3 separate regions of the Homo sapiens genome follow, and regions 2 and 3 are each linked to region 1. The links are chromatin loops, found by intact Hi-C in ENCODE. Cell type or tissue: PC-9. All regions are shown on one strand. Region 1 holds the start of SCNN1A (sodium channel epithelial 1 subunit alpha). Region 2 overlaps CD9 (CD9 molecule). Region 3 overlaps VWF (von Willebrand factor).

What was found. Hi-C counts contacts between places; a loop is a spot of excess contacts. Peaks named below come from ENCODE experiments on the same cell type or tissue, not always from the same donor. Only the 100,000 strongest peaks of a DNase experiment are listed, where the experiment ranks them.
Region 2: it touches region 1 in a loop (8-fold over the local background); 3 of 110 quality-filtered maps call a loop at or near these places.
Region 3: a loop joins it to region 1, with 6 times the contacts of the local background. A loop is called at or near these places in 4 of 110 quality-filtered maps.

The regions. Positions count from the first base shown.
Region 1 is chr12:6,373,233-6,381,232 of GRCh38, forward strand. SCNN1A (sodium channel epithelial 1 subunit alpha) reads right to left here and starts at 2,331. Exons shown (of 13, transcript NM_001038.6): 1 at 2,273-2,331; 2 at 1,136-1,605. The coding sequence starts at 1,551. It overlaps LOC105369626 (a long non-coding RNA gene), which reads left to right. Exons shown (of 4, transcript XR_931591.3): 4 at 1-343. It also overlaps a transcript of LTBR not described here. RefSeq lists enhancers at 738-1,342, 3,159-3,763. In PC-9, a CTCF peak has its summit at 3,555; DNase peaks (open chromatin) are centred at 2,379, 3,049, 3,569 and 4,579; H3K4me3 peaks cover 4,569 bases; H3K27ac peaks cover 5,422 bases.
Region 2 is chr12:6,211,930-6,219,929 of GRCh38, forward strand. The region is part of intron 1 of CD9 (CD9 molecule); the gene reads left to right. Among named protein-coding and RNA genes, the nearest start is that of CD9, 16 kb to the left of the region's middle. RefSeq lists enhancers at 2,420-2,923, 2,924-3,425, 3,426-3,929, 6,020-7,219, 6,450-7,322 and silencers at 3,254-3,548, 7,334-7,628. In PC-9, no CTCF peak of the experiment used is centred here; DNase peaks (open chromatin) are centred at 2,902, 3,332, 4,302, 6,702 and 1 weaker place; H3K4me3 peaks cover 1,607 bases; H3K27ac peaks cover 7,459 bases.
Region 3 is chr12:6,059,842-6,067,841 of GRCh38, forward strand. It overlaps VWF (von Willebrand factor), which reads right to left. Exons shown (of 52, transcript NM_000552.5): 11 at 5,296-5,432; 12 at 4,405-4,543; 13 at 3,113-3,213. Among named protein-coding and RNA genes, the nearest start is that of SNORA120, 24 kb to the left of the region's middle. In PC-9, CTCF peaks have their summits at 3,453 (motif pointing right), 3,656 and 7,908 (motif pointing right); DNase peaks (open chromatin) are centred at 3,560, 5,560 and 7,950.

The DNA.
Region 1 (8,000 bases):
GCATGACCAATCCCCAGCATCCAAAATCGCACACATACCAATATGTGCACACACACACTCACACCCACACCCATAAAGATTTTGCACTCCTTGAAGGTACACTAACTCACCATTTTTATCATACTTATCCCAGTGTGCCACAGTTACTGGCTTATATGCCTGTCTCTGCTATCTTATTTTATCTGTCTCCACAACACAGCAAACTACCTGGCCTTCAATAAAGGGCTTATGAATTATTCATGAATCCATTTTGCCAGGTGCCTAGCCCTGTGTCTGGCTTGAAGCAGGTGTTCCCAAGGTGTGGCATGGCTGAGTGAATACAAATAAAAGGTATACAAAAGCACTCAGCCCTGCCCTCCTCTCTTCTCCACGCTTACCACCTGCTCCGGTTTCCAGACCCAACATTGGCAAAGAGCACCGATGAAACCCAAAAGTTCAGGACACACCCAAGCACGTAAAGGTCAGGCACCTGGGCAGGTCAACAGTGCAGCATTTTAGCCTGGGTCTTTTGGGGGAAGAGCTTCACAAGGAGCTGCTCTCTAGCCTGACCCATTCTCCTTGTTCTGTAAGGCCCCTGCCCCCAGCCTTTGGGCTCACTTGCAGCCCTAACCTCCACGATCCCCCTCTTTGCTTTCTCCATAATAAATTCCCCTTCTAAACAAAGACTGACAGCACCACCTCCACAGCACCTGCACGGTCTCGCCTCCCCTCACCTAGCCTCACCCCTCCATCAGACTCTCCTGCTGAGGTGGACGAGGTCTTATACTTTGCTGGCATCTTGCTCCAGAAAAGGGATGCAGCTGAGCACACCCCTGCCCTTTTGCAAGCACTCCCTCCCACTTGCAGGAGGGAGAAGGGAATGGGAGGGAAGGAGAAGAGAGGGCAGGGGAGGGCAATGCTGCTCCAACAACCACACTCTGGGTGAGCCTGGGGTGCTAGGATGGCTCCACTGGGCAGGGACGCCAGTCCAGTAAGCTGGAGGCTCCTCATTTTGCCAGCAGTGAGCTCTACCTGGGACAGGGGTGTCAGTTCCCACCCTCAGGTCTGAGGCTCTGCCTGCCCAGTGAGCACCTCAGCACCCTGGACCACCCTTCCAGGCGCAGGCACCAGGGAAGGGGCAGAGGGACTAACCGACCTGTAGGGATTGAGGGTGCAGATGGTCACTGCGGGGAAGACGAGCTTGTCCGAGTTGAGGTTGATGTTGAGGCTGACGGGGTAGCTGAAGTACTCTCCGAAAAGCAGGCCGAATTGCCAGTACATCATGCCAAAGGTGCAGAGCCACAGCACTGCCCAGAAGGCCGTCTTCATGCGGTTGTGCTGGGAGCACACCAGGCGGATGGCGCCGTGGATGGTGGTGTTGTTGCAGAAGAACTCGAAGAGCTCTCGGTAGGAGCGGTGGAACTCGATCAGGGCCTCCTCCTCCGCCGTGGGCTGCTGGGGCGCCGCAGGTTCGGGGCCCAGCCCCTGCTCCTCACGCTTGTTCCCCTTCATGAGCCCTGGAGTGGACTGTGGAGGGCTAGAGTCCTGCTCCTCCAGCTTGTTCCCCTCCATGAGACCTGGTATGGGCTGCAGAGGTCTAGGGTCCTGCTCCTCCAGCTTGTTCCCCTTCATGAGCCCCGGAGTGGATTGGGGAGAGCAAGGGTCAGGGTCAAGGCTGAGCTCTGGGCCCTGAGTGCCCTCTCCCATCACCCCTGGAACCCGAGTGAGGCTGCCCCTGGCCATGCCCATGTCCCACCCTGCGCCCACATTCTCCCACTCCTCCCTCCCTCCTCCACCTTTCCTGGAGCCAGCAGACCTGCGGGAGTTGGGGCCAAAAGTGCCGGAGCTGGGCTTCCCTAGAACGGCCTCTCCTCTGCTTCCCTGATAGGGCCACCTTTCGAGTTTTGTCCTAGCACCTCCCTTTCTGTCTCTGCCCCCTTCCTTTGGTCTTCTTCCTCCAGGATCTGTGTCTCAGCTCCTGCCTCTCACTCCCTCTCTATCTGCCTTCTGTTTCTCTTTGGGTCTCTCCTGCTCTCCTCTTTCTGGCCTGCCTCCTCTCTCTAATCCTGCCTCTCTTCCTCTCCCCCCCTTGCCTTGCCCCCTCTCACTCTAGGCCCTCAGCTCCAGCCTCTGGCCCTGACCTCGAGCTGTGTCCTGATTCTGTCTCTGCCCCAGGACTGCAGGGCTCCAGGAGGTCTGGGCTGCCTCCAGCTTCCCACTCCCAGGTTGCGGCTGGACTGGGACTGGTTCCTTTCCAGTTGAATCTGGCAGCCAAACCTCTCCTCCCCCTCACCTGACAGGTGCAGCGGCCTGGCTGGGGAGCCCGCCCGCTGGCCGGCCAGGGATGGAAGCGACAGGAATCTCATTAGCATCTCAATTAAAGGTGAGCAGGGCGGGGGGAGGGGCTGAGGAGGAGTCAGAGCCGGGAGTTTTCCGAAGGAAGGAGGGCTCCCGAGGGCAGGTGAACTGGGAGTACTGGACCTGAGAAGGCGGACTCTGGGCAGGGGCTTTAGACGCAGACAGGCAAGGAGGCTGGGGGACAGGATGGCAGGTGAGGGGCAAAGATCTGAACAAGTAGAAGGATCCTGAGCCCACAGCTAGGAGGGCAACACAAGGAGAAGGGGCCAGCCAGGCTGAGAGGGCCTGGGTGGGGAACCGGGAGGACAGGAGGGCAGAAAGAGGGAGACAATAGAGAGGGACAGCGAAGGACAGAGAGATAGGGATGGAGGAGGGGCACTGAGTGAGTAGAGGCAGGTGGGGGGCAGTGGTGGGGGCAAATAGAAGGAGCCAGCACCAAAGGGAGTCTGTCTCCAGGAAGGAGAGCAAGGGGGGAGTCCCAAGTGTGCTTCCAGGAGCTAGAGGCTCAGCAAGTGGGCAGCCCTCCAAGGGCACCCACAGGTCAGCCTCACCCTCAGGCCCTGCAGAGAAGAGAGAAGAGGTCTCTGCAGGTCTCCTCCCCGCTCACTAAGTGGGAGCAGCGCACTCAGGTGGGATGCGTCTGCCTCCTCCTGGTCCCTCCTCTTTCCTGCTGATTCCTCGCCACCCCCTCCAACCTTGTCCAGACCCGGGAGGGGCCCAGGTGAAGCTGGGGGCTAGGCGGGGCCCTAGGACATTCTGTTCTTTTTTACACTGTTGGCTGCCAGGCCAGGAATGTGTAATCGCCCCTGCTGTGGTCACAGAGTTGCAGGAATGTGGGCAACCAGAGGCAGCGCGAGGGCCACGCAGGACACTGTGGACACAGACCCGGAGCCCAGGAAGAGGCAGGGAAAGCAGGCACTGAAGGTGCAGGGAGGATGTGGCCAGCGCTGGAAAGGAAGAGGGTGGGCATGGCACACGCCTAGACAGGCCCTGGGAGGAGGAGAAATTCGTTGATGGGCTATATTTTCTCCAAAATCTCTTTCCAAACTTAATGCAGCAAAAGGATAAGGAGTGGAGTGCCAAGTGGTGAGCAAGGAGAGAGAGGAGGGTCAGAGAATCAGACCCAAAAAGGGCTGGAGGAGACTCGGGAGAGCCACCCACACAACCCAGGCCCTGCACGCGGCAGGGAAGGCTGCCGCTTCCTCACGGGCCCCACAGGAGGCAGCCCAGAGTGCAGGAATGTGGTCACTGGCTTGTCCTGCCTCCCTCCACAAGCCAGCAGACAAAGGCCCAGCCTGAGCATTGATACACACCGGGGGAGGAGATAGGCCTGCAATACAATAAGATAAGGTTTCTATTTGTACACTTTAAAAGATTGTCTTTAAAACGGACTTCTAACAAAAGTGCAGATCTCAGATTTCTCAGAGATAAGACATAAGAGCCAAGGGCTAGGGGAGCCTAGGGGCTCACTGCAGGAGACTCAGGAAGCCTTCCCAGAGAAGGTGTCATCTCTGCTGAATCTTGACAAGCAAGGAGTTTAGCAGGCAAAGAAGAGAAAAGGCAGTACTCCAGGCTCAGGGTCCAACCTGGTCTGTGGCTTCCTCTCTTGCGGCAGTCTCTTGCGACTTCTTAAAGTGAAAGCCGGTGTCAACCAGGATTCCAAACCAGGTTCCCTTGCTTACCTTGATACTGCTCATGATACCTCCCCTTGGAAGGGACAGCTGGATTTTTCTTCATTGTCCTAATGAAGAAACTGACCCTTCCCAAGGATAAATCAGTTTTCTGAGGTTAGAAAACAAAATAGGAGCAGAGCTATAAACAGAATTCAGAATTCTCCTCCTCCTCTGGGGCTATCTACTTAGCGCTTTTGCCATTTACTTCCTGAGACAGACTCATGGGGGATCGGGGCTCAGGTGCACCTGGATGTGAAAGCCGGGAAGGCCTCCCTCACTCCCACACAGAGCCCGTGGATTCGTCTGCTCTCTGGGTGCTGGGTTATCTCCTTGGCTCTGTGAAAAGGTCTCTGCACTGTCCCCACTGCCCCACATATCCCAGAGACCCCTAGAAACTCCAGTCTCCCTTGAGCCAGGTCCTTACATTGGGCATGGTCCTCCCTGCAATAAGGTGCTCAGCACCCTGGCTGTTTGATCTCAAAGGTTCTGAAAAGCACCTCCCTGCCTTTTCTATTTGCCAGCTCATGCCTGAAATCCAACCACTAGCTTAAGGCAGCATGGCAAATAGTTTTCATATCAAGGGCTCTGTGAGAAGAATTGCAATGCCTGGTCTGGGCTGAGCCAAAGGGTGGTGACCCTGCCACGTCCTGCCGGGTATGGGAGTGGCAATGCGAGCCTAGTGCTGCAGCATTCTAGACCTGGAGCGGGCTAGAACAGGCTTGGTGTTGTGAGGAAAATAGAAATCTGAGACCTGGACTTTGGTCAGAAGTCCATTTTAAAGATGATCTTTTAAAGTGTACAAATAATACACAAATATGTTTTTGTCACAGTACAATTTTTCAGCAATACAGAAGTATATAGAGCTTCCCTTAGTCCCCTTCCTTTCCCTCCCCAAAGGGGAGCCACCATAATTTGTATATCTGTCTATATCTTTTTGTGTGCCTTTATAAACTTACATGTATTTTTAAAAAACAAAATATATAGTTCTTTTTTATGACAGAGACCATGCTATAGGTATGTTTCTACAACTTCCATTTTTGCTTTTATTTTCTTATTTATCTTAGAGACAGGATCATGCACTATCCTCTAGGCTGGAGTACAGCAGCATGATCATGGCTCACTGCAGCCTCCAACTCCTAGGCTCAAGCAGTCCTCCTGCCTCAGCCTCCCAAAGTGCTGGGATTACAAGTGTGAGCCACCATACTCAGCCCCTATTTTTGCTTTTAAACTATGTGACTTTGAGAAAGGCACTTGACCTCTATGGGCCCCGGTGATCTTACCTGAGAAAATGAAAGGGCAAGAAGGGGTGGGTAAGGCAACCCAGATGGACAAAGACTTTTTCCAGCTGACCTTGCATCTAGCCCCCTGCTTCATGCATGAGGGGACTGAGGCCCACAGAAGCAAAGTGACTTGGCCACAGTCACCCAGGAGTTAGGGGTGGGGTCAGACTGAAAACCAGGCCACTCCTTTCCAAGCCCAGTTCTCCTTCTCTGACTTTGAGAGAAGTACAGTTTTGTTCTATAAGAAGTCAAGAGCTTTGTAGACTCTGTCTTGGAAGGACCCCCTGCCTTCCCAGGACTACCCCCAGACTCCCCCAGAGCCCCAGCCCTTCCCGCCAACCCAGGGCTGCCTTCCCCTCCCAACACCAGCTATCCTCTAACCCTGTGGTGTGGCCATAAAATATGCACGGCTGCAGGGAGAGAAGTGAAACCAGAGGGGCTGCCATGGGATGAGGGTTATGAGTGCAAAGGGTCTTCCTGCCTCTTGTTCTCCGCGGACAGGAGATGACGGAAGTAATCACTCCACCCTCCTAGGGAGAGCCTATCTCTGCACTTACCACTGTTTACTATTATTTATTATTATTATTTACTATTATCCTGATGTATGTGTGTTTGTACGTATACATCCGTTTGGGGTCCCTGACTTCCCGCAACACAAGGACAGAGACCAGGCGTATTCATCTTGGTGACCTCAGTGTCTAGCGGTCACTGTTTGCTGACCCAGTCTGCAGAAGACAGCAGAACTGGCGTCTTTCCTAGTTTATCTTTGACAGAGCGGGATATGCTACGAAAAAGCATCTGCAAAACTTCAAACATCCTAACTTCCTCTGACAACCCATTTATTTGTGGTCTATTAATTTATCTAAATTTTCTTCACTTTTCCCTGTTCACTTCTATCCTTTCCAGGATAAGAATCAGTTACTTAGTTAAATGCAACTCTTTATTCTTACTACTTGGAGCTAATTAGCCACTTCACACTGGGGGCTGCCCACTGTGGAAGACAACAGTCCTTTCAGCTGCCCTTATGTGGTACAGATTTCTCTTTCATTTAAAATGATGGACCAGAAAAATGCCACTCTTCATCTAGTCCCCTGGCAGTTTACTTAGAAGTTCACTACTAGAAGTTGGCCGGGCATGGTGGCTCACGCCTGTAATCCCAGCACTTTGGGAGGCCGAGGCGGGTGGATCATGAGGTCAGGGGATCGAGGCCATCCTGGCTAACATGGTGAAACCCCGTCTCTACTAAAATTACAAAAAAAATTAGCTGGGCATAAGTGGTGCACGCCTGTAGTCCCAGCTACTCGGGAGGCTGAGGCAGGAGAATGGCATAAAACCGGGGAGGTGGAGCTTGGAGTGAGCCAAGATCGTGCCACTGCACTCCAGCCTGGGAGACAAAGCAAGACTCTGTCTCAAAAAAAAAAAAAACAAAAAAAAAAACAAAAAAAGAAGTTCACTACTAGAAGTTTATCACTTTGATTGAAGACAGGGTTTATCAACCTTGGCACTATTGACATTTTCGGCTGTATCATTCTTTGTGGTGGGACAGGATGATTCTGTCCTATCTACAATCCTGTGCAGGATGTTCAGCAGCATCCCTGGCTTCCATCTATTAGATGCTAGTAGCACCTCCTGAGTCATTGTGACCAAAACATCTCCAAATATTGCCAAATGACTTCTGGGGGGCAAAGTCACCCCCGTTGAAAAGACTGGGTTAAGGCATTGTCACCACTGAAAATGCAAATACTCTGGAAAAGGACAACCCTCATCTGTTATGCACTTCTGGGTGTTTGCCAGACCATTTCCAAGAGCACTAGTCAGCTAAGAGCAGAGTGGAGAAGAAGAGAGAAAGAAAAAGTATTTAGAAGAATCCATTCCTGGCCGGGTACAGTGGCTCGTGCCTGTAATCCCAGTACTTTGGGAGGCTAAGGTGGGCGAAATGACTTGAGACCAGGAATTCAAAACCAGCCTGTGGCCAACATGGCAAAACACCATCTCTACTAAAAATACAAAAATTAGCCGGGCCTGTTGGCGCATGCCTGTAGTCCCAGCTACTCAACTTGGGAGGCTGAGGCCAGGAAAATCACTTGAACCTGGGAGGCGGAGGTTGCAGTGAGCTGAGATTGCACCATTGCACTCCAGCCTGGGCGACAGACTGAGACTCTGTCTCAAAAAAAAAAAAAAAAGAAGAAGAAGAAGAAGAAGAATCCATTTCCATCAGCCCCCTTTCTGGATGCCTAATGGGCCTGTGGAAAGAAGGCTCTCTCAGCAGCTCCTTCGGAAGAAGGCCTGGGAGAAGAGTCCCACCCTCACACACCTTCTAGGCGTCCTGGGGTGCTCGGTCTGGGTCTGGTGTTGCCCAGTGGAAATCAGTCTCAGGAGGCTCTGGTGAAAAACACAAAAGGACAGGAGTAAAGACAATGCCCTGCCCGCGGTGAACCTGTGGATTTCTCACCCCTGGAGTCTCCCTTTATCCTCCTGGGGATGGCTGGGCATTATAGTAGCCATTTATTGGTAAGATTTGTCTTTCGTGATCCAGCTGGGAAACAAGAAACACTCTAAGTCTTTCAAACAGAAGAAGTTTAACACAGAGAACTAACTGGTACATGGGTGATGGAGGAGCTGAGAAGACAATGGGAGGCAGCTCAGAAAACAGCAGAGCGGGAAGCAGCTACCATCTCTAGGCCTGGAAAGATGGCAGGGTGATGTAGCA
Region 2 (8,000 bases), 160 kb before region 1:
CCTCTCCAGGGCAGAGGAAGGGCTCCAGGTTTTTAAATGATGCTGACTTTGTCCTTGAAAGGAGGGAAGATTTCTCAACTCGAACTTGTTCAGACCAGGTAGCTGCCTAATTTCCAGAAAGATATGCTGAGAAAAAGCTTACGGAGTTCCTCATCCTCTGCCACACCCTGGAGAGGGGACCAAGCTGTCTCCCTTCTATCAGGGAGGAGACAGGTCAGCAAGTAACCGATCTCTGCATGGCATGTGCTGTGCACCGTCAGAGGAAGAGTGCTGACAGCTGGGTCACTCATGCCTGCTCTGTGACCACGGGCAAGTCGCTTTACCTCTCGGAGCCTGTTTCTTCATCTCTCACAGGGATGATTCTAACTAGCTCTCAGGCTCTAAGGCAGCCCACTAAGAATCAGAAGGGGCAGCAGGGCCTTGTAGTGTAATTCTAGTCTCCTCCCTGGGAAACCTCTCATGCATTGCATTACTGTTGCTCCCACAGGGAATGTTCTCTTGTAAAGTAATGGCCTGCACCAGCCTGAGGCCAGGCTCGAACATTTACACACAACGAGCCAGGCATAGCAAGGTGGTGGCACCCCCAGGCTGTAGCTGTCTAGGGCCACCTTCACCCTTCCACCCAGGAGCCCCCCAGCTGCACTAGCACCCCTGGAAAGGGAGGCCACAGAGTCAGTAGGCAGGCTAAGCATGTGCTTAGGGCACCAACAATGCAGGCAGCTCAAGGAATCCAGGGAAATAGGCACTTTTTTTGAGCTTTATCTTACAAGTTCAACTTTTTTTATGTTGAATTGTATGGGTTGTGGGGTAGGTACCATAATCATCTCAGTGTCTAGAGCACTAAATGGCCACAGAAGGCAGAAGTTGGCCTCCCCAGGGACCCAGCTTGTCATGGAATGTTGGGTTTAAGTGTATGTGTGGACCCCTCTCCCCAGCCTGCCCTTATGGTATAAAAGAGTGACATATAATAGCAGGGGCCATTTATGACCCAGGGACATTGCTGGGGTTGGGGGGAGTGGGCCAGGAGCGGGCAAGGAGTTGTCTTGATAGAAACGCTGATTCCCGTGGGGAGACAGCAAATTAGTCACTCTCCTTAAGCCTTACTTTCCTTATCTGTGTAATGAAGGTAATAACACAACCAGCGTCTTACGATTGTTACTGGGACTAAGGGGATATTTAATGTAAAGCTATTATATGGGCCTGGCTCACAGGCAGAGCTTCTGTGTTAGCTTCTGCTGCTGTTGCTGTAGTTGCTGCTACTGGTACCTCTCCTTAACATTTTTCACAGATTGAGGTTGTCTAAGTGTTCACATTCATCCATATCTTCTCACTTCAGTTCATGAAACCACATCACACAAGATCAGTCAATGCTGAAATTTACCTCCAGTCTTTCTCCCTCTCGAACACGAATTGGAGGACGTATCTTTCCACCTGTCTATAAAACACTCATTTCTGAGACTTCCCCAGTTTGGGGAAGACGGATAAAGAAGGGAATCAGTTTTGCACTTTGCTGGAAGCGCCTGTAAGAATGCCCCATTGGCAGAGACTCGCTTTGTGGAGCTCAACTTGGAAATTAATTTACAATGGAAATTGAAGGAAAATCTACTTCATGTCCACACCAAGAAGGGTGGCCTCAATGCCTCTCCTTCAGTTCACTCCTTGTGCCTTCCAAAAGGAAGTTGATTCTTCGTATGTAGAATTTTCTGGACACCTAGAACACCTACACCCAGAAACCAGGTCCCAGAGAGATGCAGAGCCACGGTCACCATTGCTTGTGTAGACACCAGGGGTAGGAAGTGGAAGGAAGGTAGCGCCTGAGGGTGCAGCTTCCCAGGGACCACCACCTCTCCCAGCCTCAATGGCGGGAGAGAACAAACCCAAGGGAGAAGCTACGGGCCAGCATCTTCCCTCCCTCCCTCTTGGCCCCCACCAGGGCTAGGGTCAACACCCCAAATTGAAAGCATCTGTTGTCAAGCTGCAGCAGGCAGGGAAACCCTGTCACCAGGTTAAGGCTTAAGTCAGAGCATTTTGCCAAATTCAACACGTCCAAGCCTCCCACTTGTCCCCCAAGAAAATTTCTCAGGGATTCACATCTTTCCCAGTCACCCCCTGGCCAGTGAGGAAGCACCGTGCATCGAGAAGAGCATAGCTTTGAGTCGTCTATGTGGAGCTGGTTCCATCTGAGCTCTGCCTCTTCCTGGCTGTGTCTTTTTGAGTCAGTTGCTTAAAATCTCTGAGCCTGATTCATCCATAAAATGAGGGTGATGAGAGGATTCAGTGAGAGACTGTACATAAACCACCTCCTGTAATGTGTCGGGGGCGTGGGTCCTTGTACATAGTAACTTCTACTGTTAAATTGCTACTGTGGTGTTATTTTCCCTAAGCTAGACAACCTGCAACTTGACCATTAGCCTCTTTTTTTTTTTTTTTTTTTTTTTTGAGATGGGGTCTCTGTCACCCAGGCTGGAGTGCAGTGGCGCAGTGTCAACTCACTGCAGCCTTGACCTCCTGGATTTAAGCCATCCTCCTTCCTCAGCCCCCCAAGTAGCTGGAACTACAGGCGTGTGCCACCATTCCCAGCTAAGTTTTTGTATTTTTTAGTAGAGACTGGGTTTTACCATATTGCCCAGGCTGGTCTCCAACTCCTGAGCTCAAGCATTCCGCCCCCCTCTCAGCCTCCCAAAGTGCTAGGTCAGGTCAGAGGCCTGACCATCAGCCTCTGAGTGTATTCTTTTAAAAAATTGTTTTTCTAGAGTTCGGGGAGGTTTGAGGAGAAGTCCAGTCTCATGCATAACAGCGAGCTGGCCTAGGGAGCACAGCCGGCTGCAGAATTCAGGGGGGAGGTTCTTACCAGGAGTGCCCTGCTGCAGGTTGTGGGAGCCTCTCACGGGCCCACTGAGTCACCAGGGCCTGTTACCAGAGGAGAGTTCACGCAGGCAGGGCCTGGGTGGTGGATGTGCATTTGGGAGCCAAACGCAGGTTCCAACTTGAGCCCTTTACCATGACTTCCTGGCTCAGTGGGTTCAGCACAGAGTTGTCCAGCCGTTCTCTCTCCTTTCTTACCTCTTCCTGCCTTCCCACCTCTCTGCATCCTCACCCTTAATGGTCACAATGCCGCATTTCCAGGGTGACCCCAGGTTCCCTCCCCGTGGCTCACAGTGCTGGTCAAAGCATTTGAGCCCCCAAATGCCCCACTCTCCAGATCGGAGTGTAAAGTAGTAGGTGCCAGTCCTGCTCCCTCGTGGGGCTGGGCAGTGAGCTCTCCCTAACACACACAAAGCACCTCCAGCTCAGAGGAAGCTCACACCTCCCATCCATGCCTTCAGGCTTTTCGGCACTGGCATTTAGAAAGCTATTCTCTGGATTCAGAACCCCCAGAGAGAGCTTTTCTCTGTCCTTCCTGATTATTGGTGTGTAAATGAAGGCCTAGAGTAGTGGTTCTTAAACTTGAGCGTGATGAGAGTCACCTGGGGAGGTGTTGGAAAACAGAGTGCCGGCCCAGTCCCACTCCAGTTTCACTGAGTGAGTCTAGGAGGGAACTGCGAATTTGCATGTCCAGGTTCCTGGGTCATCCTGCTGCTGGTCTGGGGTCATTTCGAGAGCTGCTGGACTGGCATAGAGAAGAGTTTCCTGGGTTGCCTTTGAAGATAAGAATTTCTGAAGGTTTGAGCACTGCCTTCAGACAGTGGCTCGGTAGAAGTCCCAAGAGCAGAAGTTGTCTGGAGAGGAGAGATGGCCCCCAGGATGCGCCTGACCAACCAGTCATACCTACAAAAGGGAGTTCTGGTTCTCTAGGGCTGTGATCTCTGGGGCTTTTCAACTTGGCTGTAGTAAAACTAAAGTTAGTAATATGCCCTGTTGTCATCTAGAAATTCCGCCATGAGCTATTACAGTAGTTTAGTTGGGACGCTTAAGGAGAGCAAGTCGTGGCAATTTCTTCTGCTGATTACAGCGGAGTTTTGGTTTTCTTGTTCCCGGTGTTTACTGTGTGGTGGAGCTGGATAAGGGAGCACCCCAAAGCCTCTAGTCCTGCCCAAGTGGCTTTGCCCTTCCAAAGACAACAGCCCCAGCCTTCATTTGGAGGTGGGAGAGGAGGACACAGAGAGGGTTGGAGGAGGCTGTGGGCATCGGGATCCTGTTTGTTCTTGCTGGCACTGCCTGGCCCGGCTTCCTGAGGAGTGAATCAGCCCATCCAAGGCTTGGCATGCAGTAGTGAGCCAAGGGTTGCCATGGAGATGGGCGAGGCCCAGAGCCCACAGGTCTGGGTGGCCTGACTTGTTTTTAAATGTTGAAGTCTGTGCGAAGAGGGAGGGCCTATCTCCACTTCTGTGGCTTTCTTAAAGCGTGACTGGTATTTTGGGGCCTGGAAAACTGCTGGTGTGGGAAACTTGCATCCCCAGTATTTGGTGTGTTGCTTACTTCCTGGGTGCTATGGACAACTATGACTAATGCTCTCCCAAGTTTAGTAGATGACAAAAACAAAAACCAGGGCTGACAAGCATCTTATTGAAGGAGGGTGATAAAGAGGCCAAGGTTTCCTCTCCTGCCCAACCCAGGAAAATCCCCTCTCTCTCTGTTATCTGCTGCTGTAATAACTCCTTTCAGCAGGGTTAATTTGCCCACGGAAGCAGTTTGTGATCCAAGGAAGGACAGAAGCCTAAAATCTGAGCCAACAGTCTCCCTTTAGCCTTCCTTCCCCACTTTCCTTTGGCCATTCCCATCCAGTCTTAGTGGAGCTCTGGATGGCAGTTTGCAGGTGTGAAGCAGATAAGTTTATCCATTTTCCTCCACTACCCAGCGCTCACACAGACTCCCACACAAACCAGGAAACAGAACCCCAGTGTCCTAAATTCCCCCGCTGCCACCCAGCCGCCTTCTCCGATCACAGGAGGACACAACAGCCGTCCACAGAGGGCCCATGAATTGACCCAGTGTCACCTCACGTCTTTCTCAGGGTTTATTATTATTGTCATTTTTTTTCCCTATGGAATCCGGCTGGCTGTAACACTTCACAGTTTTCAGAATGTTTTACATGCATCACTTTATTTAATCCTCTCCTTCAACCTACGTTGAAGGCAGGACAGGTATCATACTGTTTTTTTTCCACAAACGAGGACTGTAACGTTCAGAGAAGCTGAGGAAAGTGTGTAGTGTCAGAGAGCTCCTAGGTAGCAGTGCCAGAATTAGAGCCCAAGTTTATATCCATCACAGTCCAGTCATTCTCAACAGAGGCGTGCAATAGAATCCCTGGGAGCACAAAGAGTCCCCTGGGATTGCTGAGGCAGGTGCATGTTTAGAAATCCCCCAGGTAGGCTGGGTGCCATGGCTCACACCTGTAATCCCAAGCTTTGGGAGGCCAAGGTGGGTGGATTGCTTGAGCTCAGGAGTTCAAGACCAGCCTGAGCAACACGGTGAAACCCTGTCTCTACAAAAAAAATAAGAAAAAAAAAAATTAGCCATGTATGGTGGCTTCCACCTGTGGTGCCAGCTACTTGAGAGACTGAAGTAGGAGGATCGCTTGAGCCCGGGAAGCAGAGGTTGCAGTGAGCCAAGATTGTGCCACTGTACTCCAGCCTGGGTGACAGATTGAGACCTGTCTCAAAAAAACAAGTATTTTCCCAGATGATTCTGATGCCCACCCCATAAAGAAGCAGGCCCTAGGTGGCACAGCTGTGCAGGCAGCAGCTCACTATTCTTTCTATTAAGCCACCTGTCCCTTGTTGAAAATTGTGTATCATTTTGACCATGGGCTCAGCAGAGTAACCAAGTAGCCATTGCTTTTCCAGGAGGACAATGGGAAGTTGGGAAGAAAGTTCTCCCTCCTTCCTGGACTCCATCCACTCACCACTGCCCACCTCCAACCCCTCCCAAAGTGGTAGATATGGCCACCTCAAGGCCAAGGCATCCTCAGCAAGAAATCACTGTGAGCAATGATCTGCTCTCCACTTTCTGGGCTTTCCAAGGCAGCTGAATAGAGGAAGCATAACAAATATTTTGTCCTTTTTAAAAAATGGGCTGGGTACAGTGGCTCATGCTTGTAATCCCAGCACTTTGAGAGGCCAAGCTGGGTGGATCTCCTGAGCCCAGGAGTTCGAGACCAGCCTGGACAACATGGGGAAACTTCATCTCTACAAATAATTTTTAAAAATTAGCTGGGCGTGGTGGTGCACACCTGTAGTCCCAGCTACTCAGGAGGCTGAGGTGGGAGGATCATCTGAGCCTAGAGAGGTCGAGGCTGCAGTGAGCCATGGTCATACCACTGCACTCCAGCCTGGGTGACAGAGTGAGACCCTGTCTCAAAAAAAAAAAAGTGTATGGCCAGTCAGTACATATTACAGAAGATGGGACCTGGAGGAAAAGGGGGCCCACGCCAAGAGCACCCAGTTTGTTTGACCACAAAGGATTTTTCTTTGCAGTAGGATTTGTCCCATAGGCAAACTTGGCTTCTCCCACCCGGGGAGTGGCATGCAGTATGCCCTCCCCCACACTGAAACCACGTTCAACCCACTGCTCTTTTCCTCTTCCTCTGGGTTACCTCCTCTTTTTCAGCACACCTACTTCAAGAATTTCCATCAGGAGGCCAGGCTGTACATACGAACCTCCCCAGGTTCTAACTGGAACTGGTTTTGCACACTTGGCATAGAGTCCCCAGAGCAGCCAGGTGCCCCTAAGCTCCGTTACACTTTGATGTTTTTTGTTTAATCCTCCTTTGAAATTGGAAATGTTTCCTGTAACTCCAGGTGTGTGTTTCAGTGTAAGATTTCTGAACCTGTCCCTGCAGCAAGATTTTGCAGTGTGAGTCACTGAAATTCTCATCTTTGCGTGGGAGCCTTGGGTGAATTGTGCTCTCAGTGGTGAGTGGGTGTGGCAAGGGATGACCAGGACACCATTCATTGTGGGCCTGAGTTTGGGGCACTCTTGGGTTCTCATGTCTCCTGAGGCTCACATAAGCCCCAGGTGACCAGCTTACCTGTGTTCGTCAAACATAAGAGTGTTTGACTGGACTTCTTTGAGGGATGGGGGTGCTGGCAGAGTTGCAGATAAAGACCGAGGACAGCAATGCATGGGTTGTTTTTTTGTTGTTTTTATTTTTGGAGATGGAGTCTCGCTGTGTCACCCAGGCTGGAGTGCAGTGGCTCAATCTCCGCTCATTGCAACCTCTGGCTCCCGGGTTCAAGTGATTCTCCTGCCTCAGCCTCCCAAGTAATTGGGACTACAGGCACACACCACCACGCCCGGCTAATTTTTGTAGTTTTAGTAGAGACGGGGTTTCACCATGTTGGCCAGGCTGGTCTCAAACTCCTGACCTCAAGTGATCCGCCTGCCTTGGCCTCCCAAAGTGCTGGGATTACAGGCATGAGCCACCGCACCCGGCCTGCATGGGCTTTTTGTAAACTTGGTTTTCCAAAGTCTGTATAAGGATTTGCCTGTAAGTCACATTGGGACATGCTTCACCAACAGAAAGGGAAATTGTTGTCATTCCCCAAATATTCCCCAACCAACCTTAATGGGGCTTCCTTAGTATTTACTCTGGGCAAATAATTGTTCTTTGTGGTTTCTTTTTTTTTTCTTTTGAGATGGAGTCTTGCTCTGTCGCCCAGGCTGGAGTACAGTGGCGTGATCTCGGCTCACTGCAAGCTCCGCCTCCCGGGTTCACTCCATTCTCCTGCCTCAGCCTCCCAAGTAGCTGGTACTACAGGCACCCGCCACCACGCCCGGCTAATTTTTTGTATTTTTAGTAGAGACAGGGTTTCATCATGTTAGCCAGGATGGTCTCCATCTCCTGACCTCATGATCCGCCCGCCTCGGCCTCCCAAAGTGCTGGGATGACAGGCAAGAGCCACTGCGCCTGGCCTCTTTGTGGTTTCTGACTCTTGTGAGACATTTGAAGATGGATCTGGATAAAAGGCCTGATGGGAAAGGAAGCTGGTCCAAATGAAGAGGACACAGGAGAGGAGATCTGGGTGGATTTCAAATACTTTTTCACTGAAGTAGTCATT
Region 3 (8,000 bases), 310 kb before region 1:
CTAGGTTCTCCTCCTGATGTGCTGGAATGCAATGCCCGCAGTCAGGGCACCCTGGGCAAGGCGGCATAACTGGTGGTGCACCTCCACTCCCTTCCCGCCTCTCAGCATCTTTTCTCTCTCCTTTCTCAGAGTTTGATGCTCCCCAAAGGCGTTTTCATTCACCCCCACCAAGCCAGCCATCACTCCCATGTCCCACTCTAAAACCAGGTCTTCTCCCATCCCCTTGGCTTGTCTCGGAGGTCAGCTCGGCCAGGGTTAGGAGAGTGGGGGCGACACTTAGAGACTCTCTTAGTGTCACTTAGCGACACTCACTATTTGAAATAAACCTCTGGTCAGTGACAGTTCTGACTAAATGAAGCCTGTGCAAGGATCTTTTCCACACTGCTATGCCTAAGGCAGAGCTGGGCCCTGCAGGGCAGCCAGCAGGGCAGGGAAGCAGCACACAGAGGATGTGATTTCTGCTGGCTGGAGCCTTGCTGCCTGGACCGCCAGCCCCACGGGGACAAAGCGTACATAACACACCCAGGGGAAGGAGACCGGGGGGCCCCTAGCTGCACCTCCTCTTGCACCGCCTCTGCCCCAGCTGGCCTCCCTCCAGCTCTCGCCTCCACACTTCCATCCCCAAAAGCCCTGGTGTCAGTATTCTGAGGCTCCCCACCTCCTGCCCCAACTCAAACACCCCCTTTCCTGCTTCATAATAAAACCCACAAGATAGTCCCTTTCCATGAGCCCCAGGAATCTGTGTAAAGAAAAAGAAAAAAGAAAAATATATATAAAAAGACAGTTCTATAGGCCATGGGGTCATCTGACCCTGTCCTGAACCTTGGCCAAGGAAACGTCTTCTTGTTAGCTAAACTGACACAAACCCACCCCAAAGATAACCCTACATCCCCTCCCACAGAAAGAAGTTGGCTTCTCTTCTCCTCAGGGGAGAGACAAAGACCAAAGAAACCTGAGGGGAGGAAGGGCAGCTGCCCAGGATGAGAAGTTACGGCCCTGCTGATCAAGGGGAGAAAGTGCATGGGTGGAGAGCACCCTCTCTGTGAGGTGGGAAGATGCTGAGAAAGTGGACTGGCTGGCCGGGCGTGGTGGCTCATGCCCGTAATCCCAGCACTTTGGGAGGCTGAGGAGGGTGGATCATTTGAGGTCAGGAGTTCAAGACCAGCCTGGCCAACATGGTGAAACCCCATCTCTATTAAAAATACAAAAATTAGCTGGGCATGATGGTGGGCACCTGTAATCTCAGCTACTCGGGAGGTTGAGGCAGGAGAATCGCTTCAGCCTGGAAGGCGGAGGTTGTGGTGAGCCAAGATCGTGCCACTGCCCTCCAGCCTGGGCAACAGAGTGAGACCCTCTCTCAAAAAACAAAACAAACAAAAAGAAAGTGAACTGGCTAACGTGAAGCACCCCCTTGAAGACCGGGGTGCAGGAGGCAAGACTGGTCAGGAACCAGGAGACCCGAGTTCTGGTCCTTGCCCGGTAACTAAACGACCATGAGGCCTAGGGCAAGTTACTCCTGCTCCAGAAATAATGGCTCTTTATTTCCTACTGGAAAAGGGAGGTTGACAAGAGGATCTCCCAGACCTTCCTGCTTTATGGTCTGTGGTTGCAGGTTTATTTTCATAAAAGGAAAAAAAAAAAAAAAAAGGAGTTAGTTTGAAATTCCCTCAGGAGCTCTAAGACAGGAGAAAGAACATAGCCACACGAGGATGGAGGACGCCAGGATCTCCTGGGTGAAACCTGCCACCCTGCCCCTGCCACCCAGGATTATAGCAAGGACCCTGTGGAATACAGGACCCCAGGAGGCAGGAGGAGGCTCTCCAGGGATCCCAGGCATAATCTAGCGCAGTGGTTCTCAAAGTGTGGTCTTGAGACCCATAGGGGTCCCTGAGACTTTCAAGGGGTCTGCGAGACCAAAACTACTTTCATAATACTATGAAGACGCTATTTGCCTTTTCCCTCCTCATTCTCTTACAAGTATAGAGTGGAATTTTCCAGAGGCCACATGACATGCAATATTGCAAAAGATTGAATGCAGCAGTAGATATGAGAACCCAGCTGTCTCCTATTAAGCCAGCCATTAAAGAAATTTGCAGAAATGTGCAGCAGTGGTATTATTCTTGTTGCTTATTTTTGTTCTGGCAAACAGTTACTTTTCCCCAAAACAGTGATGTTTATATTAATGTGTAGTGGGTTTATTATTATAATTTTTGAATGAGTTAATAAATACATATTTTAAATGTCTCTAATTTAATTTTCAATCTGATAAATACCAATAAATATAATCCTCCTACAAGATCTTGAGGTCCTCAATAATTTTTAAGAGTGTAAAGGCATTCAAGACCAAAAAGCGAGAACCACTTTTTGTTCTGATGGGAAAGGCATGAGGCAGAGAACTAATCCTCGCTCTGCCATGACACGGTTGGTGGGGGTCAGAGTGGGATCAGTCCTCTGATCAGAGGAGTCTATCCTAGCCCTGGAAGTTCTGGAGTGCTGCACCATCCCTCCACTTCCTGTGCCCTGGTTGCCTCATTTATAAAATGGCAGTAATATTTGCACTGTCCACCTGCCAGGGTCATTTCCAGAGAAACAGTGAAAAGTATGGATTGCTATCCAGTGTGATTCCAGGACCACCAAGAACAAGAGGAAGTGGCCCACACATGCAGAGTCCCAGTGTCCAGGGGAAGAATCTGGTGGTTTCCTGAGCAACCTTTCCCGGGCAGGCTTTCTCTTAGCTGAGAGTGCCAATCTGGCTCTTCCCTTACTGCCCACAGTGGGCACCCAGGGAGACACCCCTGCTCCCGGGCCTTGTTTCAGCCGGGAGATTGGACAGCAAACCTGCTCCTTCCCCAGCCCCACAAGAGCCCACCCCAGTCTAGAGGCCCTTGGGATAGCAGAGCCCAGCAGGAAGAATCCCCAGGGCCAAGAAGGGGCATCCAGAAAACAAACACCAGCCTCATAAACAAGAGAGGCCTGTTTCTCGCTCTGGGGGTGTAGGCCATGAGGAGAAAGGAATTCTTCTCCCACCACACAAAGCCATTCTACCCAGAGCACAAGGGGTACTTTGTAAGGGTCGGGCCGCAGGGAGCCAGTACCCCGTGAGGGCACCTACCTTCACCAGCAGCCTCCCGCGGCCATCCCAGTCCATCTGCAGGTCCTCCCCGTAGCTGAGGCGCACGGAGGCCGTCACTGTATGCTGGATGCGGAGGTCACCTGGAACCCAGCAGGACAGGACTCAGGCAGAGGTGGGGAGAGGACAGGGTGGTGGCAGGCAGATGTATTTGGGAGGAAATGGGGTGTCTCAAAAGGATGGTAGCACTGAAGAGCAATGACTTAGGGGCAGATGGGGTGGCCATGAGGTTTAAGGGGGTGTCAGGAGGAAGGGTGATCAAGGTGGACAGAGCGCAAATAGGGTCCCCCAGGAAGAAGCCTCTGCACCCCCCGCTATGACCTGCCATTCCCCCTACTGCCACAGGAGGGAGGCAGAGGCTCCTGCATCCTGGGCTGTAGGCAGGTGCCCTGGAGCAGAGGGGGATCTCTTTAGCATTGACACCACGACATCTGAATGTGCCTGGGACACTCTGCCACTGCACACCACCTCATGTCTGAGCGATGCTGTGTACGACACTGAATACAGCAATTGTTGCTTCTGTGGGAAGGTGGCGACAGATAGGAGCACACCCCTTGCCCTGGGGGAACAAACATATCTTATAAGGAGACACACAGCATAACACCCATGGACGTGCTGGGTACCCACTAGCCCAAGTTCATCCGCTGTGTGCAATGCTAGGATAATGGGCGACAAAGTGGCCAGCAGTTGTGGAGAAGAAGGAAGAGTCTGAGAGCCACTTTGAGTGTGAAGTTTGGGAGCTTTACCATGCAAAAGCAGGTTTGCTTTGACCGGCACAGTGCAACCCAGGTGAAGATACTGGACAGGTAGGTTTTTTGCTACCTCTAGACAGGCCAGAGGGTCACCTGGCCTCGCCCCAAGTGGCATCCTCTGGTGTGACATCACCAGCCACCCCCGATCTCTCAGCATCAGCCTCTGCCCCTGTCCCACCCCAGAGCAAACCAGAACCACCTGCCCAAGACTCAACTCGCCCCTTTGGTTCAAGCCAAATAAAAATCCTCTCGGTTCCCTTTTCCCATCTACACTCTGTCCCAGGTCTAGAGCAACCTCTTCATCTATAGGCTTCCTTCTCTAGTCTTCCTCCTCCAGGAAGCCTTCCTTTCTTGGAGGGATGCATGCCAAGCACCCCACCCTGCCCTCCAAAAATAACTCTCCATCACATTCCCATGGAAGAGGCATGCAGGTCCTTAAGGACAGTGGCCAGGGTTGAGAAGGAGGGTGCTAAGGGATGGGCTGTGCCAGCCCCAGGCCTGATGGAGCAGGACGAAGCATACCTTTCAGGAGGGGGAGCTGGACGTCCTGGCCATCCATGGCAACTCCTGCCCCATGCTTCAGTTTCACAAGGCTGTTGTGCAGGCCAGGCAGCCGGACGGTGACGGAGCGGGTGCACACAGCGTCGCGGTCATCAGCACACTGCCAAGAGGGAACACAGGGTGACTTTGCTGCACCCCCTGCCTATCCAGCTCCCCAGCCCAGGACCCTCTTAATCAGAGAAAGGCCTCAACCCGAGAGCCTCTGGCCTTCTCATAACCTACAACTCCATTCTCCCAGAATACTCCATGTGAATGGGGCCCCCTAGAGTTGTGCAGCAAGAAGGCTTGCTAAGTGCATCCTTGCACACGCCTTCTCCCAGCCTGGCCCAGTCTCTTATAAAGAACCATGGGCCTCTGCTTCATCGTGTTCCTTGGACCTACTGTTCCAAAGAGAATCAAAGACTTTGATCCTCAAGGAAAGCCCTGTGCATTCTCTTCGTCCTCATCTTTGCTTCCATCCCTACAGAAAGGAAGCCACACATGTACCACAGAGTTCAGAAGAGAAGACCAGCCCTCTTTGCCCCCACCCCAGCCATCCCCAGCTCCAAACATCAGAGGGTTAGTTATGGGGGCAACAGGCTAGACCCAAGCAGGATGCGTCCACTGGGTGGGGAGCTGAGCCAGCCCTGAGGAGGCATTATTGTCAGGGCAGGATGCCTTCCGCCAGCATCTAGGGAGAGAGGGGATGGGCTGGGTTTCTGGATGAATGAGGAGCTAACTGAAGTCTGGAAGAGACCTCCCTCATGCACAGAAAGCAATGCCCCACGCCTTCCAGGGACTGCCCATTCAGCCTAGCAGCTATGCAGCACCTTGGGCTACCACCCGACCAGCAGCCGGGCTGGCAAAGCTCACCTGGACAGTCTCAATGACAATGGAGAAGGAGTGGTCCTGGCAATCCCGGGCCAGCAGGTACTGGCAGATCCCACTGAAGGTGAAGTATCTGTTGTCAAAGCTCTTGAAGTGTGATTGACCTGTGACAAGGCACTCCCCTGGAGAGACACAGAGGAAGGGAGAAGAATGGGAGGTGAGGGCACTTCCCCTGGGGTGGCCAAGGTGGAATGCATATGCAAGCAGGGTGCCCTTCCCCAAAACTGCATGGACGTCCTTTGCCCAAACCAGTCTAAAAACAAGTTCTACGAGAAAATTCGGTTCCTGCTCCTAAAACTGCAAGATGTCAGAGCTGGGTCATTCAGGTCAAGGCCTCATTTTACAGATGGGGCAACTAAGGAAGGTGACAGAGCCACACTCAGTCAGTGGTGGAACCACGCAGGAACCCACGCTCCTGCTTCCAGGCTCCCTGCAGCCTCCCCTCCTCCCTCACAGCTCACTGCCATGTCCCACGCTACCTGCTGGCATCAGGGCCACACCAGCCTCAGACTGGTGCCAGCGGAATGCCTGGCCAGGGGGAGGCTGCCCAATAGCACAGGGTTCTCTGAACCTGAGTGTGGAGAGGCTCTGGGAAACAGTGTCACCCCTGGAGAGTCCCTGGAGGCCAGGGGGCAGAGTAGGCAGCCCAGAGGCAGGATGAGGTGGGAGGGTGAGGCAGGACAGTCTTGGAGCTCAGCAGTGAAAATGGGGACTCCATCCTCCTCACCAGCAGAGGGGCAACTCTAAGGCCATTGCTTTCTGCGTCCTCAGAGGGGCAAGCCCACGCTGTGACTCCAGCCAGGGCCAATGGGGAACCAGGAGGCCATCTGCCCATGATCTCACCACCACCCAGGCAGTGCTGACCTCGGCAGCGCCAGCTTCCCAGCCCAGGCTGACACATCTGTGGGTGGGGACTAGGACTCCCCTTCATCACCCTGCAACCCAAAGCCCTCAGCTTGTCCCCACCCTAATTCCCACACCATCTCCCCCACGCCCCAGCCTAGGCCCCATACTTGTGGCCCAATGCACCTCCAAACTGAGATCACACATCCTGGAAGGTGTCCTGGCAGGGGGAGGCCTCTGCCAATGTCTCCAGTGATTCTCCATCAACCTGCCTGGCTTGAGGCAATCCCATCTTCAGGGCCAAACATGGACCCATCAAAGCTGAAAAGGGCATCTGGATCCCTTCCCAACCTGCCCTATATATTTCCTCCACCTGCTCTCATCTTTGCTATCTACTCTACAGAAAAAGAAATATATATAGAGAGAGACACCATTGCCATTTGGTGAAGGAGGAAGACTTTTCCCACCCAGTCACTCTACGGTGCATGTGTGAGTTCCTTTCTCTAAGGATCAAAGCAAAGATGAGGACACATAGAGTGCACAGGGCTTCCCCTGAGACCCTCCAAACAGCGGAAGCTTGGCTGTCTACAGCGCTACCTCAGCCTCCACCTGAAGTTCCCCCTTTGGGGAACAGATGCTAGACCAACGTTGGAAAGACAAATGTAAGAGGGTCCTACAGACCATCCTATGTGGGCCCAGCTCCAGGGGCTAATGCTAGCCCTGTCACACAGCCAAGGGGTCCCCAAAAGGCACAGAGAGATTCTAGCTTGTCAAGGACAAGCTCCACAGGCCCTCACTGTCTGGCACTTCATGCTCGCATGTGCCCTGACAGGCCCAGCCAGGGGCCAGGCTAGACTGTGCAGTACTGGACCCAGGTGTGGGCCTGCCTTTGAGATGTGTATGAAGGCAGGATTAAGGATGAGGTGCCTCAGGGATGTACACATCCCTCTGCCTGGTCCCCAGGACAGTGGATCCCTTCCAGGACAGCATGGGTCAGGAGGGCACATCCAGCCCAGAGGAAATTAGGAGAAAGTGGAAAGGCCCCAGATCACTCCCATCAGCATGGCCCACCTTCTCCGCTGCCCCCTCTAGAAGAGCGGGAGTGAGGAGTGACTGTTCGTGGAGGACAGAGCAGGCCACAAGATAGGGGCCAGGATCGTCCCAGCCCATTCTGGATGTGCTGTAATTTCAAGTCCAGTGAGGTCTCAGGAAAGCCTTTTTGAACTGACCATTTTTCAGAAATTATCATCATTCTACAAACACAGTAATATGGTCATTTGTGTCAAATGTCTTGACCCCAGGGCAGTAAAAATGGGTGGGAATTCTTCCCCCTGCCTTTCTGTGTTTTCTCAGAGCACTCTTATCTAAGCAAGAAAATGGACTTCTGTCTTCTTTAACAATACCCAGGAAAAGAAGGGTCAACGAGAAATGTGCAAATATTCGAAAGGAAAACTTTCAGGGCCAGCATCTAATCGTCTCATCTGATTTCCTTCTCTGACCTTCACTGACTTGTGTTCCCAAGTTTCTCGCAAATCAGAAGTCTAAATATTATATGAGCTTATCTCCTCGGTACAACTGAGCAACAGAGCCACAAACACAGGAAAATGGGTGGGTGAGCTGCCAGGTAGCCGTTAGCCACGGGAGCTAGAACGTCAGCCAGAACTATGGGCCATGCGAACACGCTCACCCATCCTCCACCCAGGATGGGACACTAGGATATTCCCCATCAGTCAGCAACAGGCAGCTCCTGACGAACAGCGGGCCCACCACTAGATGGAGATGGGCACTGGAAGTTTGGGGAATGAATGAAAGGCAGGTGATTCCTAAAACTGCATTTAAAAAAAAAA